Linked DNA regions of Homo sapiens: all the other regions are linked to region 1. Evidence: chromatin loops called from intact Hi-C (ENCODE). Cell type or tissue: dorsolateral prefrontal cortex. All regions are shown on one strand. Links, peaks and the distances in the headings refer to the core of each region. The heading gives the core; the rest is flanking DNA. Region 1 overlaps LOC105372436 (a long non-coding RNA gene). Region 2 overlaps ZNF473 (zinc finger protein 473). Region 3 holds the start of MYH14 (myosin heavy chain 14).

Region 1 (5,344 bases), core at 918-3,417:
GTGTTCTGTGTAGCCGGGGATGTGTATGGCTTCTCGCCTGGGAAATGTGTGTGAGGTGCTGCATCTTTTCATTCTGTGGACTGTATTAGTTTCCCATGGTGCTGTAACAAATTGCCACACACTTAAAATGACACAATTTTATTATATTACAATCCTGGAGGCCAGAAGTTGGAAGCGGGATTCAAAGGGATCAAGGGGTCAGCACGGCCATGCTCCCTCCAGAGGCTCCAGGGATGGATCTGTTTCGCTGCCTCGTTGCCAGTTTCCAGGGGCCTGCTTTCCTTGGCTTGTAGCCCTTTCCTCTGTCATCAAAGCCAGCAGTGTAGCGTCCTCTCTCTCAGCCTCTGCTGCTCTCTGCTTCTGGTGCATGGCCTTCTTCTGCCCTGTGTCAGACTCTCCTCTGCCCCCTCTTATAAGGACACTTGTGAAGGCATTTAGTGCCCGCCCAGATAATCCAGGATAATTCCCCCCATCTAAAGATCCTTCACTTAATCCCTTCCGCAAAGTCTCTTTTCCATATAAGATAAGATCTGTAGGTTCCAGGGATATCTCTGGGGGCTGTTATACAGCCTGTCTACCCCACCAGGCAGGAAGTCCCAGTTTATGGAATAAAGTTTTAAGAATCTTTGCCAAGGCTGGGTGTGGTGGCTCATGCCTGTAATCCCAGCACTTTGGGAGGCCGAGGTGGGAGGATTGCTTGAGCCCAGGAGTACGCGACCAGCCTGGGCAACATAGAGAGACCCTGTCTGTATTATTAAAAAATAATAAATTATATAAATAAATAAGAACCCCTGGCCCAGGCACAGTGGCTCAGGCCTAAAATCCCAGCAATTTTGGAGCCCGAGGTGGGTAGATCACCTGAGGTCAGGAGTTCGAGACCAGCCTTGCCAACATGGTGAAACCCCATCTCTACTAAAAATGTAAATATTAGCCAGGCATGGTGGCAGGTGCTTGTAATCCCAGCTATTCAGGAAGCTGAGGCAAGAGAATTGCTTGATCCTGGGAGGCGGAGGTTGCAGTGAGCCGAGATGGCGCCACTGCACTCCAGCCAGCCTGGGACACTGAGTGAGAATCCATCTAAAAAAAAAAAAAACAATATATATATATATATATATAAAAGATAGGGGTGGCCCTGTGGCTAGACTTCTCTGAAACTTTTTGTCTCCATGAACTTGAGCAAGTCTTGACCTCTTGTGCCTCAATGTCCTCATCTAGGGGTAACCATCGTTCCCACGTCCGAGAGCTGTTGTGTCGGGGAGGTGAGACAGCCTCATGGTTGCTGGCTGTTGTCACTGGTATGGAATGGGGGCCTCAGGTGGCCTGTCCTGGGACTTTGCTTTGACTCTTAGGGGACCATGGCCCCTTCCGTGACCAGGAGTCTTGGGGAAAGCATCTGTCTGTCAGGGTCACAAATGACCCTTTTTCTGCTGTGGTCTCCTCCTCCAGCTCTTCGGGCCCTGGCGTGAACCCTTCTCCCAGAGGCACATGCCCAGAACCCAGCAATGGCCAATGGGACCTTGATGGCCGAGGGCCAGGTGAGTCTGGGCTTCCTCTTCCCCAGGATAACTTTGTGGACTCCAGTGGGCCCTCTTCATCCCTGTGCATGATCTCAAGGTCTCCTGACTCTTCCAATACTGGGAAAGGGGGTATGAGGAGAGGGGAGCCGGGCAGTGCCCAGGGGCAGGAGGCAGAGGCAGAATGCTCTGAGCTGGGACCATGTCGCGCAGTCTAAACATTTTTCATCGAACACTGCAGCCTTTCAGTTACCAGGCAAAGTGGGCAATGGATGGTTTTGCTTCATCCCTGAGCCTCATCTCTGGAGTCAGGAATGGGGGTGAGGATCAGGGATGGGGTCTGGGATAGAATGGGACTTGCGAATATCTCCTGCACAAAACGGCTTGACGGATTTTTCTTTAAGTGTTTCTTAGGCTGAGCGCGGTGGCTCATGCCTGTAATCCCAGCACTTTGGGAGGCTGAGGCAGGCGGATCACGAGGTCAGATCGAGACCATCCTGGCTAATACGTTGAAACCCCGTCTCTACTAAAAATACAAAAAATTAGCCGGGCGTGGTGGCGGGCGCCTGTGGTCCCAGCTACTCGGGAGGCTGAGGCAGGAGAATGGCGTGAACCCGGGAGGTGGAGCTTGCAGTGAGCCGAGATTGCGCCACTGCACTCCAGCCTGGGGGATAGAGCGAGACTCCATCTCAAAAAAAAAGCATTTTTTAGGGCTGTCACTTAGAGCTGTGCAGGTTATGCACTGCACAAGTGTGCCTCATCCCAGGCAGGACTCCCACCTTATACCTCATACATTGGTGGCAGTTTGCAGGCAGTTTGATAAACTGTCATATACTAAATTAATTGGTATATTACAATGACTTCCCAACAGATGGCAGTAAAGAGTCATGTGAAAGGGCTCCTTGTTCTACTTTCTACCAAGGTGCCTATGGGCGAGTTTCTGCCTTAGATAGGTTCCCATAGGCCAGTTGGATTCAGGCATCCCAATTCTGCACAATCAGAATGTTCCAGCCCAGGGGGCTGTTGTGGGCTCTTGACCCCTGACACTTCTGCCCCCAAGTTCCAGAAGGACGTGCCACTCCACAGAATGAAACTGGCCCTTGCAGGAATCAGTGACCTTCAAGGATGTGGCGGTGGACTTCACCCTGGAGGAGTGGGGCTGGCTGGAGCCTGGCCAGAGGGAGCTGTATTCACCCAGTACCAAATGTAAATGTGTGCCCCAAATGCAGCAATCAAGATAAAAGAATATTTAATGCAATATTGGCCAGGCGCGGTGGTTCACGCCTGTAATCCCAGCACTTTGGGAGCCCAAGGTGGGTGGATCACTTGAGGTCGGAAGTTTGAGACCAGCCTGGCCAACATGGCGAAACCCTGTCTCTACAAAAAAAATAAAAATAAAAAATAAAATTAGGGTGAGGTGGCACACGCCTGTAGTTCCAGCTACTTGGGAGGCTGAAGCAGGAGAATCACTTGAACTCAGGGAGACTCTGCACTCCAGCCTGGGTGACAGAGTGACAATAATAACAATAACAATAATAATGCAACATTTTTTAAAAATCAAAATCAATGCAAAAAAAATCAATGATGAACAAAATATCAAATTTTTTAAAAAGGCCAGTCTCATGCCACATCAGACTGCTATTTCAAAGGAAATGTATGTGCCCCCATATACTTGCTTTTTTTTTTTTTAAGGAGAGGGGTTCTTGCTCCATTGCCCAGGCTGGAGTGTGGTGGTGAGATCATAGCTCACTGCAGTAACAAACTCCTGGGCTCAAGGGATCCTCCTGCCTCAGCCTCCTGAGTAGCTGGGACTACAAGCACACACTACCATGCCTAGCTAATTCCTAAATTATTTTTGTAGAGACAGGCTCTCCCCATGTTGCTCAGGCTAGTCTTAAACTCCCAGGCTCAAGTGATCCACCCACCTTGGCCTCCCAAAGGCCTGTGCTGGGATTACAGGCATGAGCCACTGTGCCCTGCGCAAGTTTTTATATATTTTTTCTAAATTTATTTTTCCTGGAATGCTAAACTAGTTGAAAAATACTGAAAAATGAAGTAAATGTGTTGAAATTCACAACATTATTTTACATTTAAATCTTTCATATATACCCTAGACAGAATTTGAATAATTTGACTTTCTTGGCTTTTAATGGAGGCAAATCTGTCATTAACACTTTCTTTTTTTTTTTTAATCATTCTTGGGTGTTTCTCGCAGAGGGGGATTTGGCAGGGTCATAGGACAATAGTGGAGGGAAGGTCAGCAGATAAACAAGTGAACAAAGGTCTCTGGTTTTCCTAGGCAGAGGACCCTGTGGCCTTCCGCAGTGTTTGTGTCCCTGGGAACTTGCGATTAGGGAGTGGTGATGACTCTTAAGGAGCATGCTGCCTTCAAGCATCTGTTTAACAAAGCACATCTTGCTCCGCCCTTAATCCATTTAACCCTGAGTGGACACAGCACATGTTTGAGAGAGCACACGGTTGGGGGTAAGGTCACAGATCAACAGGATCCCAAGGCAGAAGAATTTTTCTTAGTACAGAACAAAATGAAAAGTCTCCCATGTCTACTTCTTTCTACACAGACACGGCAACCATGCGATTTCTTAATCTTTTCCCCACCTTTCCCCCCTTTCTATTCCACAAAACCGCCATTGTCATCATGGCCCGTTCTCAATGAGCTGTTGGGTACACCTCCCAGACGGGGTGGTGGCCGGGCAGAGGGGCCCCTCACTTCCCAGTAGGGGCGGCCAGGCAGAGGCGCCCCTCACCTCCCGGACGGGGCGGCTGGACGGGCAGGGGGCTGACCCCCCCACCTCCCTCCCGGACGGGGCGGCTGGCCGGGCGGGGGGCTGACCACCCCCCCCCCACCTCCCTCCCGGACGGGGTGGCTGCCGGGCGGAGACGCTCCTCACTTCCCAGATGGGGTGGCTGCCGGGCGGAGGGGCTCCTCACTTCTCAGACGGGGCGGCTGCCGGGCAGAGGGGCTCCTCACTTCTCAGACGGGGCGGCTGGGCAGAGACGCTCCTCACCTCCCAGACAGGGTCGCGGCCGGGCAGAGGCGCTCCTCACTTCCTAGATGGGATGGCGGCCGGGCAGAGACGCTCCTCACTTTCCAGACTGGGCAGCCAGGCAGAGGGATTCCTCACATCCCAGACGATGGGCGGCCAGGCAGAGACGCTCCTCACTTCCCAGACGGGGTGGCGGCCGGGCAGAGGCTGCAATCTCGGCACTTTGGGAGGCCAAGGCAGGCGGCTGGGAGGTGGAGGTTGTAGCGAGCCGAGATCACGCCACTGCACTCCAGCCTGGGCACCATTGAGCACTGAGTGAACGAGACTCCATCTGCAATCCCCGCACCTGGGGAGGCCGAGGCTGGCGGATCACTCGCAGTTAGGAGCTGGAGACCAGCCCGGCCAACACAGCGAAACCCCGTCTCCACCAAAAAAATACGAAAACCAGTCAGGTGTGGCGGCGTGTGCCTGCAATGGCAGGCACTCGGCAGGCTGAGGCACGAGAATCAGGCAGGGAGGATGCAGTGAGATGGCAGCAGTACAGTGCAGCTTCGGCTGGGCATCAGACGGAGACCGTGGAAAGAGAGGGAGAGGGAGACCATGTGGAGAGGGAGACGGGAGACGGGAGACAGGAGAGGGAGAGGGAGAGGGAGACCGTGGGGAGAGGGAGACGGGAGACAGGAGACGAGAGGGAGAAAGGGAAGAAAGGACAGCCCCGACACCCGGAGCCACTGTGGCTCCGGCTGGATGCGCCTGCCCTCGGGCCCTCAGGGAGGCAGGGGTTCGAGGGTACGAGTTCAAGGCCAACCTGGTCCACATGGGTTG
Region 2 (4,845 bases), core at 2,346-4,845, 96 kb after region 1:
GGCCGCCTGACGCCAGAGTTTCTCCCGCATCTGCCATCAGAGGACCGTCGCCCTCAGGAGCCCGAGCTCCCGCGGTACTCTGGGAAGGGTAGTTCATCAGGGAGTCTGACAGGCGCGGAAGTATCCGTGGGGCCGGGGCAGCGTCGCCACCAACGTGGGGATGCTGGTGGGGAGCAAGCTTCGCGTGGGAGGCCGATCCGAGGTCCAAGCCCCCATTTGCCAGGTCCTTGAGGGCCCCACTGTCTAGTGACATTCATCACTTGCCCTCCCCATTTTGGGCCCATTTTGGCCTGAAAAGTGGCCCCGAGCAGTTGGGGATTTAGGCCACCGAGAGGAATAGGGGCTTGAGAATCTGACGGCAGCCTGTGAGGCTGCAGGGGTGGGGACGGGTTTAGAGGCAGCGGGGGTGGGGTTAGGGCGTGGCCAGGAGCCGAGTCAGCACAAGGATTGGCTGGAGTAGGCGGGGAAGGGAGGTGGTTATTAGAGAACTGAACCCAGGAGGCCGGCGTGGGCGGAACCTGCTGATGCTCGTTTTGAGAATCCTTACACTGAGTATCATTCTTGAGTCCACTGAAGAAACTGAGGCTCAGAGAGGGCAGTGGACCCTTAAGTTCAGTAATTCATTAGAAGGGCTCACAAAACTCAGCAAAGCTGTTATACTTGATTGCATTTACTACAGCTAAAGAATAGAGATTAAAACCAGCAATGGGAAAAGGTGCATAGGATGGAGTCTAGGAGAGACCAAGCGTGAGCTTCCAGGTGTCCTCTGCCAGTAAAGTCATATGGAAAGCATTTAACGCACTCAGCAATGATGTGTGACCGCACACAAAGTGTTGCCAGAGAAGCTCACCCACGCCGTGGTACCCAGGGTTATGGGGTTGGTTATGTTGACAGGGCTGATCACCCTGACTGACCTTAGTCTCCAGCCCTTCCAGAAGTCAAGCTGGAATTTAGCTGGGGTATCAGTTCCGACAAGGGGTCCCCATCTCTGAAATGTTGGGGGAGACCTTGGCCCTAGAGAAGACTTTGCTGCTGCTTTATACCTTGACCTCGTTTGAGCTTGTCTTTGCATCAGCCTCAGAGGTGTTGGGTTTTGCCATCTTAGCCTTGCTTGGTTTAGGCTCCTGTAGCTCATTTCTTTTTCCAATCACATCTTTTTCCTTTATTCAGAGACAGGGTCTTGTTCTGTCGCCCAAGCTGGAGTGCAGTGGCATGATCACAGCCTACTGTAGCCTCAACCTCCCAGGCTCACGATTCTCCCACTTCAGCCTCCCTAGTAGCTTGACTGCAGGCGTGTACCACCACACCCGGCTGTTTGTATTCTTTGTAGACACAGGATTTCACCATGCTGCCCAGGCTGGTCTCAAACTCCTGAGCTCAAGCAATCCACCCACCTCAGCCTCCCAAAGTGCTGGGATTACAGGCATGAGCCACCACACCCAGCCTACCACACAAACTTTAAAATGTTTTAAATTTATCTAAACTTAAACTTTTATCTAAATTTAAACTTTAAATGTTTTTAAATTGTAAAAATATACATAAAATTTGCCATTTTAATCATTTTTAAGTGATCAGTGGCCACTACCCAGCTAATTTGCATATTTCTTTCGTAGAGACAGGGTTTCATCACGTTGTTGAGGCTGGTCTCGAACTCCTGGGCTCAAGTCATCTTCCCACCTAGGCCTCCCAAAGTGCTGGGATTACAGGCATGAACCACCACACTCGGCCCTATCAGCTCAGTTTATAAAAAAAAAAAACTTTCTATTACTACCATGAGCAGGAACTAGTATCTCTTGTCACTTGTCACTAAAGGAAAAAGGTGGGGACAAAAATTAAAGTATAAACAAAGTTATATGTATTACTGGATGCTAATTAGAAACACTCCCCAAGCCTGGGGCCTGACATGTCTGTGAAGAGTGAACTGCAGGCTGCCTGTGCTCTCTCCTTGGTTACTTAGGCCCACACACAGACTGAAAAGTGTTGTTTGATGATGCATCTGAGGACCAGCTGAACTTGTGTGCCTCCTCAGTGGCGCATGCCCCGCCCAGACAGTGGGAAAACTGAGCTGCTCCCTCTTACTGATCGCCACCAGAAGCCCTCCCCAGCAAAGACGTGAGGCCTGGCAGGCAGGGACTGATGCGTGGCTGCATGGCAGCAGGCTGAGAGAAGGAACCAATGCTTTTAGACTCAAAACTTTAATCAGAGAACCAACAAATATGCACACACGGAGGGCGTTTCTACCTTGGCCTGCAGCAACACAGGTGACTGATTTACAGACTGCCCCCACACCCAATGGCTGCCAGTTTTCCATAGAGTCCCTATTGTGTCACAGCCCTGCAACACTTTGTACACTCTTTTGGTATACAACATGCCCATCTCCCCGACAAGACAGAGCTCCAGAGGACGGGAACCATGTGCGAGAAGTTAAATGTTGCAACCATTTGAAAAACAGTGTAAGGCCCCAATGGTTAGCCAACAGGTTCCCAGTTTCAACTAAGTTTAACAAACTTAACCAGCAGAACTCCAGGTGCAAGAGTTGAAAAGCCCAAGGGTGCAGAGCACTCACTCCCTCACCATTTTCAGCACCTAAAATATGAAAGGTATTCAAAGTATGTGTCCAGTGCTTTTCATAAGACTACTGTGTTTCAGCAAAGGTGTGACTGAGCCACTTAGTGGCAGGGAACAAACACCCAGAGCTGACAAGACACTGGTAGGGAACTGGTTGTGTGGTTCCATCTCACTGGACTCTCCAACAATCCTTGGTGATCCCAGAACTTCCTGTGACATGAGGGAATGTGGCATTTTCAAGATGTCACTTGTCAACTAACAGCAATCGTCGATGAAAATGGGTTCATTTCTGATTCCAGAAGCTTCAGAGCAGTAGTGCATAGTGTATGGATACTACCCGCCCCCGAGCCTAGCAAATTGCCTGGTGAGCGGCCATCCTGGATAAATGGTGAATGATGACATCCCAGTGGTCACTTCCACACACCACAGGTTTGACCCCTAAGTATGTCTTCCATATGGGTTGTTTCATATGCGGTTAACACCCTGATCAATGCAGCTTTCCTGATGGAATCCAGCTGTGTTTTGGTGTCAACTCCCATGAAAAATTGGGTGTCTTATTGCATAACCAACACTGTTAAATGGAGGAAGGTCATAGGAAGAGGGAGCATGTGTTTGTGGGATAGGGAGTCCTCTTTAAGTGAGAAGCTTGGGAGGTTAGGAGTGGAAGGTTGTAGCTAGTTGAGGTGAAGAGTTTACATGTTCTTTTTGGCTTTCTGGGGCTTAAGAAAAAAACCAGGAGAGATAAAGGGACAAAAAAGGCCAGGCACTTAAGAAGAGTAAAGTGCTGGAGAAAAACTGTAAAAAAGGAAAACTTAAATTAAAAGCGATACATTGTAAGAACATTAACTACAGTAAACACAGATTACTAATTCCTTTCTTGTAACACAAGTATATTTGTGCTATAGCTGATGTGTATTTGTGGCTTACACTTGGTGAGCCCTCATGTGCTGGCCATCAGTTCTAAGTGCTTCACATTTATTTATTTAATCCTCAGAAAAGCCCTCTGAGGTAGGTGATGCCCATTTTACAGATAAGGACACCGAGGCCCTGAGAGATTTTTCTGACCTTCCCAAGGTCACTTAGGTAGTAGATGGCAGAGGTGGGATTTAACTCAAGGTAGACTGGCTCCAGAGCCTACCTCTGAATCCTGACGTTGTACAGCTTCTCCACTTTTGTGTTTTCATTGTTATAATGAAAAACATGCGCACAAACTTTCTAATCAATCTTTAGATGCATTTATTTGGAGAGAAACTTGCAATGGGATAGTTTCCAACTTTCAACATCCGAGTAACGGTCTCATATTCTGGGACTCTGCTGCCACCCAATGGCTACAGGCAGTATTGCTGCTTGTTGTGTACACGCTGATGGCGGCTGAGGCTCGAGTGGCACCGAAAGGCTTTCTGGCAACGTTGACACTGATAAAGTGTCTCCTGGGTGTGAACTCTCAGGTGCTGGTTGAGATGGGCACTGAGGACAAAAGCTTTGCCACACACATTACAGGAGTAAGGCTTCTCCCCTGTGTGAATTCTCTGGTGCTGTGTTAGATTTGCTTTCTGGGCAAAGGCTTTCCCACATTCACCACATCTGTAGGGCTTCTCCCCAGTGTGAACTCTCCGGTGAATAGAAAGGCATGAGCTCTGGGTGAAGGCTTTCCCGCATTCCTGACAAACATAAGGCTTTTCTCCAGTGTGAATTCTCTGGTGGCGGACAAGCTCAGCACTCAGGCCGAAGGCCTTCCCGCAGTAATCACATACATAGGGCTTCTCACCTGAGTGAATTCTCTGATGCTTAGAAAGGCATGAGCTCTGACGGAACGTTTTCCCGCATTCGTTACACACCAACGGCTTCTTTCTGGCATGAGTTCGCTCATGCTGAACAAGGTAGTTTCTCTGGGTGAAGACTCTGTCACACTTACTACATTTAAAGGGATTCTCTCCAGCGTGAATTAACTGATGTTTTGAGAGGTGTGCACTGTGGCTGAAGGTCTTTCCGCATTCGTTACATTTAAAAGGGTGCTCCTTTGTGTGGAAGGACTGAAGTTTGATAAGGGAGGCACTGCTGATGGCTTTCCCTTGCTCACCCCATTTATACAGCCTCACTCTAGAGTGGATTCTTTGATGGTGAATGAGCCGAGTACTTTGGCCAAAGGCTTTCCCACACTGGTCACATTCAAAGGGCTTCACTCCCCTGGTGTGAATCCTCTCGTGCTGAGTTAGGTATTTGCTGCAGCTAAAGGTTTTCTCACATTTGTTACACTTAAAGCACTTCTCTTTCTGT
Region 3 (5,338 bases), core at 1,081-3,580, 60 kb before region 1:
CTGCCAGGGCTAATTACTGTCACCTGGGCAGGTGAAAGCACCTGCCCTGGGAGGGGCCGAGACTGCTGGGCTTGAAAAAGAAAAGCAGCCAGGGATCCGCCCTGGGGCAGAGGTTGGGGCCCTTGGCATCCAGCCGTCTGACCCTGGCTTCTAGCGCTGGGTTTCCGGAGTCCCAGTACTCAATGCCCTCCTGTCTCAGACCCAGGAGTTCAGGCCCCCAGCCCCTGCTCCTACAGACCCCAGAATCCGGGCTTGCAGCCCCCTCCTCCCCTAAGACCCCAGCTCTGCAGTCCTGGCCCCAGTCCTTTCCTCCCCCAGGACCCAGAAGTTCGGGCTCGCGGCGCAGTCCTTCCTCAGACCTGGGACAGCCGGCCCCCAAGGCCCCTTCTCAGATCCAGGAGTCTGAGAGCCCCGTACCCATTCCCCTGGACCCAAGCGCCTGTGTCGCCGCCCCCTCAACTCGCAGATCCTCGGGGCTACCTGGGGGCGCCGACCGGAGCGGGGAGATGGGGTGAGGGCGCGGGAATCCCCGTTCTCTTCAGGTGCAGCGACCTCCGCGGTCCAGCGCAGGGCGGGGCCCCGTCGCGTCACAGGGCGGGAGCCCGGCTCTGATGTCACCCAGCACCTGCCCGGCTGGGAACGGGGCGGGCCTGGAGCTTCAGGGCCTCTGACGGGGGCCGGGGGAAGGCGGGGGTTGAGCCTGTTGCCAGGTGGGCGGCGGCGGCGGCGGCGCCAGGGGCTCCTCCCCCTTATGGAGGGCAAAGGTCGAGGGCCCGCCGCGGAGAAGGCTGAGGATTCCCGGGATTCAAACCCCGCTGGAGCTTCCTGGGCCTCAGCTTTCCCTGCTGTGCATTGCGGCCAGTGAAATTAATAAAACGACGTTCAGAAAGTTCCCCAGCCCAGTGCTTCATCATTAATCTCCCTGAGCCTCAGTTTCCCAACTGCGGGAAGGGAACAACAAAATCTATAGACAGTAAGAGTACCAAAGAAGAGGACAATGGTATTCTGTCCTGAGCTTCAGTCTCGGGAGTGAAATAAAGACTACATGGTGATAAGAGTACCTACTATGTGTCGGGTATTTTCTCCTCTTAGAACAGCTCTTTGAGATCATAAAATGATTTAAAAAAAAAAAAAGAGGGAGAGACAGGGTCTCTCTCTGTTGCCCAGCTTGGAGTGCAATGCCACGATCATGGCTCACTGCAGCCTTGACCTCCTGGGCTCAACCGATCCTCCCTGCTCAGCCTCCCGAGTAGCTGGGACAGCAGGGTCACGCCACCACGCCCGGCTAACTCTTTTACTTTTTGTAGAGACGAAGTCTCGCTGTGTTGCCCAAGCTGGTCTCGAACTCCTGGGCTCAAGCGATTCTTTCGCTTCCACCTCCCAAAGTGCTGGGATTACAGGCCTGAGCCACTGCGCCCGGCCTAGAATAACCTCAACAACCAATGACATAGGGGTGATCAGCATGTCCATTTCTCTGATGTGGAAACTGAGGCAGGAAGGGTCAAAGTAAGGCACTCAAGATCACACAGCGTAAGAGGGAGGTCTGGAATTCAAGCCTATACCGTTTTCTGCCATTCTAAAGGAGGGGGTCTGGAAAGAACTTGTAGCAGGTCCCTAAAGACATGAATTTCTGCGTCCCAGTTGGTGATTACTACCAACCTGCTTCCCCATCTATGCCACAGGGACCACCGCTTTCCTTAGGGGACTCCTGTGGGACTGAAAAGGTTAAAGGACCCAGCACACAGTTGGTCTCTGGAGTGTTCTTCTCCACCAGGTCCCCCTGCAGTCACCAATTCGGCCCAGTCTCAGCCTTCCCCTCTCTGTATAATGGGTACAATATAACTCACCTCGAGTCAACACGATAAGGAAAGGAAATTATTTAGTTATAAAAAATAAAAGCGTCCAAGTACATCATAGGTTCTCAAATATGTCCTTCCCTACCCCTCCGCCTCTTCCAGTCACGACCCCTCTCTCTGGCCTCCGATTCTGACACGTGAGAACAGAGACATGTCATGCTGGGGGCGGGGGACTGGAGGCGATGACTCAGGTATTAAAGCGGCCGAGGTTCCAAAGACAGCCTCAGTTTCCCCTTCTGCGGAACAGGCCCGGGGCTGACAACGAGGACCCCGACCGGGCCTCGCACACGGCGGCAACTGGAGTTGGGGGAGTGTAGACGTCCCGCCCCCCCACCTCCCTCGCCGCCGTCCCGCTGCGCGCCCAAGGTGAGTGTCCGCGTCACCTCCCCGCCGTCCCCGGCCGCCTGCCCGGGCTCCCGGGCCCCGATCGCAGCCCCCAGGCTCCAGCTTCCCCTGGCTCAGTCCCGTTCCGCCGCCCCCGGAGGGCTGCCGGCCCCGGGCACTCACCGGCTTCCAGGGCCGTCCCGAGGCTTCGGCCTGGGGAGAAAGAGGGGCGTGTCCGCCAGGACAGCCCCGCCCCCAAGAGAGCAGCAGAGGCCAATCGGCGCCCGCTGCGGCAAGCTACGGCCCCGCCCCTGGGGGACGGGAGCCGCCAATCAAAAAGAGCGGCTGGCGGGCTGGGCCAATCAGAAGTTGTCGAAGGGTGCCAGCCGTGGGAAAAGAACGCGGCCCGGGCGCGGAGCTAGGCGGCGCGGTCGGGGGTGGAAGCCGAGGCCTGATGGGCACGGGGCGCCACCAATAGCGAGGCGCGGGGGGCGGCCGGGGGCGGGAGGCCCAAGGGGCCAGGGTGAATGGGCCGCTTTGTGCGCAAGGCATGAATGGGGGCCTTTGTAAGGGCCGGCGTGGGGGGGCCGACCGAAGGCCGGAATGCCTGGGTCCCCCGGGACCCGGCGGGCAGGAGAGACAGGAGACAGAATTCACTTTTGTCGAACGTAGACCATGTACCAGGCACCCTCCCAGGCTCTCACCCACCGGGGAGGTGTGGGCCGTGATACTATCGGAATAACAATGATCGTTTATCAAGCACTTCGATGTAGACCGGGAGCTGTGCTAAGCGCCTTACCTGCATGATCTCATTTAATCCTTACAACGAAGCCCTTGAAATTGGTGCTATTAAGATCTTCATCTTCTAGATGAGGTAACCCCAAGCTTAGAAAGAGGGTGTTAATTGCAGAAAGTCACAGAGCTGGCCGATGGCAGAGCAAGGACTCAGATCCAACCAGAAGTTGTGCTTTTAACCGCCATGCTATGCCCAAACGTGGTAATGATTCCCCATTTACAATTTACAGATGGGAAAACTGAGGCTCAGGAGAGCCAAAAGACTTCCCAAGGTTGGAAGGGTGCCGTGGCTCACACCTGTAATCCCAACACTTTGGGAGGCCAGGGTGGGAGGATCACTTGAGCCCAGGAGGTCAAGACCAGCCTGGGCAACATAGGCCCCATCTCTATTTAAAAGGAAAATAAAAAGAGCCAAGGGCACAAAGGAATGGCTCCACTGAACCCAAGGAGGCCTGCCAGCTTGGCTCGGCTGCTCAGCAGCTGTGTGGGCTCAGGCCAGTTGCTGGACTTTTTTGAGATTCCATTTATTTCTGCACTCGTAAAATGGGAGTGATGGACTGTCTGCCTTCACCCTTGCTCTCCCTACAGTCTACTCTATTCAGATGGGGCCTTTCCTCTGTTCAGAGCCTTCCATGGCTCCCATTTCACTCAGTAAAAGTCTAAGAACTCACCATGGCCAATGAGGTCCTGCGGGATGTGGCTGGCCCTTTTGCTCTCTCTGATCTCACCCCCAGGCCCTCCCCTTCATACTGCTCCAGCTACACTGGCTCAATTTCTCAAACCAGGAGGCCTGGTGCTGCCCCAAGGCCTTTGCATTCTCTGTTGGGTCCACCAGGAATGCTCTTCCCCAGGTTTTGCATGACAACCTCTCTCCCACATCATCCGTTCTGCTCCAATATCACCTCTTCCAAGAGGCCTTTCCTGGCCATCCTATATAAGACAGTTCCTCTCATCACTCTCTCTCGTTTAACCCCGCTTTGCTTTTTCTCATAGCACTGGGAGTGTTTGCTAATTTATCTGTTTATCATCTGTCTCCTCACTAGAATTTAAGTCCCACGAGGACAAAGATCTTTATTTTGTTCAGTGCCGAATCCTCAGTGCCTGGCACACAGTAGGTGTTTAATAAGTGTTTGTTGAGTAAATGGTAATGAGTGCTTGTATTGAGTGGATTAAGTGAATTAGTGCCTACAAAGCTCTTAGTACAGTCCTGGCACCAGGGAAAAGGCTGAATAAGAAAGTACTGGCCAGGAGCGGTGGCTCACGCCTCTAATTCCAGCACTTTGGGAAGCTGAGGCAGGCAGATCACTTGAAGTCAGGAGTTCGAGAGCAGCCTGGCCAACATGGTGAAACCCCGTCTCTACTAAAAATACAAAAATTATCCAGGCATAGTGGCCCACGCCTGTAATCCCAGCTTTTCGGGAGGCTGAGGCAGGAGAATCACTGGAACCCAGGAGGCGGAGGTTGCAGTGAGCGGAGATAGCACCACTGCACTCCAGCCTGGGTGGCAGAGTGATTCCATCTCAAAAAAAAAAGAAAGAAAAGAAAAAGAAAATACTGATTATCATGACTATTGCCATTTATTGTCCTACAAACAGCATGCAGGAGAGAAACTATATACATACGAAGTCTAGCGTACGAGCAAGAAGCCAAAGAAATATGAAAGGAAATGTTGGGAGATAAGAGATGGGCAGAAAAGAGACAAGAGAAGCTGGAGTTGGGTGCTGAGGGCAGACACAGATTCAAGCATCCAACTCCCAATGCACTTGCTCAGCAACAGCAAAGGTGAATCACAGGACCATCCCTGTGGTCATAGTGTCAAGATTGCCATGGCTTTGAGATTGCCACAGCCACCTTCCACTTCTTTGCAGATGGGGAAACAACATCCTGGGGAGAAAAGGACCTTTCTGAGAGTACTCGCAGTGATAACACAGCTCACAGTTGTGAGGTCTGATTGTGTGCTGGAAACATGACTGTCATTATGTCAGTGCATCCTCATGCCAGCCCCGTGAGGCTGGCATGGTCATTACCCCACTTTATAGGCTAGCAACATGTCCAGGGTCTCCTGACTACTGCTAATGGCGGATCTGGGCTCCAACTCCTAGGAAACAGGCCCCTGCAGGCATCTGTCTTAACCAAGACAGAGCTGAGGGCTCCTGTCACTCTGGCTGGAGCGTGCTCCATGGAAACATCCTACAGTAAAGATAATGAGTGCTGCTGTGTATGGAGTGCTGACTGTGTGCTGGACATTTTGCCCTTTTATGTATTAACTCATTGGATTCTCTCCACAACCCTACGAGGCTGGTGCTTTTATTATCCCCATTTGATGGATAGAAAACTGAGGTCCACGCCAGGCACAGTGGCTC

The links. Hi-C counts contacts between places; a loop is a spot of excess contacts. Peaks named below come from ENCODE experiments on the same cell type or tissue, not always from the same donor. Only the 100,000 strongest peaks of a DNase experiment are listed, where the experiment ranks them.
Region 2: a loop joins it to region 1, with 2.9 times the contacts of the local background. A loop is called at or near these places in 5 of 110 quality-filtered maps.
Region 3: a loop joins it to region 1, with 3 times the contacts of the local background. A loop is called at or near these places in 5 of 110 quality-filtered maps.

Annotation. Positions count from the first base shown.
Region 1 is chr19:50,140,218-50,145,561 of GRCh38, reverse strand. LOC105372436 (a long non-coding RNA gene) reads left to right here. Exons shown (of 3, transcript XR_936021.4): 2 at 1,447-1,535. SNAR-D (small NF90 (ILF3) associated RNA D) reads left to right here and starts at 5,242; the gene lies at 5,242-5,344. In dorsolateral prefrontal cortex, for the core only: CTCF peaks have their summits at 2,184 and 2,385 (motif pointing right); no DNase peak of the experiment used is centred there.
Region 2 is chr19:50,046,111-50,050,955 of GRCh38, reverse strand. ZNF473 (zinc finger protein 473) reads right to left here. Exons shown (of 5, transcript NM_015428.4): 5 at 2,180-4,845. The coding sequence ends at 3,897. ZNF473CR (ZNF473 cis regulating lncRNA) reads right to left here and starts at 367. Exons shown (of 5, transcript NR_138096.1): 1 at 1-367. RefSeq lists enhancers at 1-80, 112-321. In dorsolateral prefrontal cortex, for the core only: CTCF peaks have their summits at 3,686 and 3,885 (motif pointing left); a DNase peak (open chromatin) is centred at 3,915.
Region 3 is chr19:50,200,697-50,206,034 of GRCh38, reverse strand. MYH14 (myosin heavy chain 14) reads right to left here and starts at 2,413. Exons shown (of 43, transcript NM_001145809.2): 1 at 2,364-2,413. LOC124904746 (a long non-coding RNA gene) reads left to right here and starts at 2,059. Exons shown (of 3, transcript XR_007067298.1): 1 at 2,059-2,222. RefSeq lists a silencer at 592-691. In dorsolateral prefrontal cortex, for the core only: a CTCF peak has its summit at 2,588; DNase peaks (open chromatin) are centred at 2,584 and 3,406; H3K4me3 peaks cover 2,353 bases; H3K27ac peaks cover 1,530 bases; H3K27me3 peaks cover 673 bases.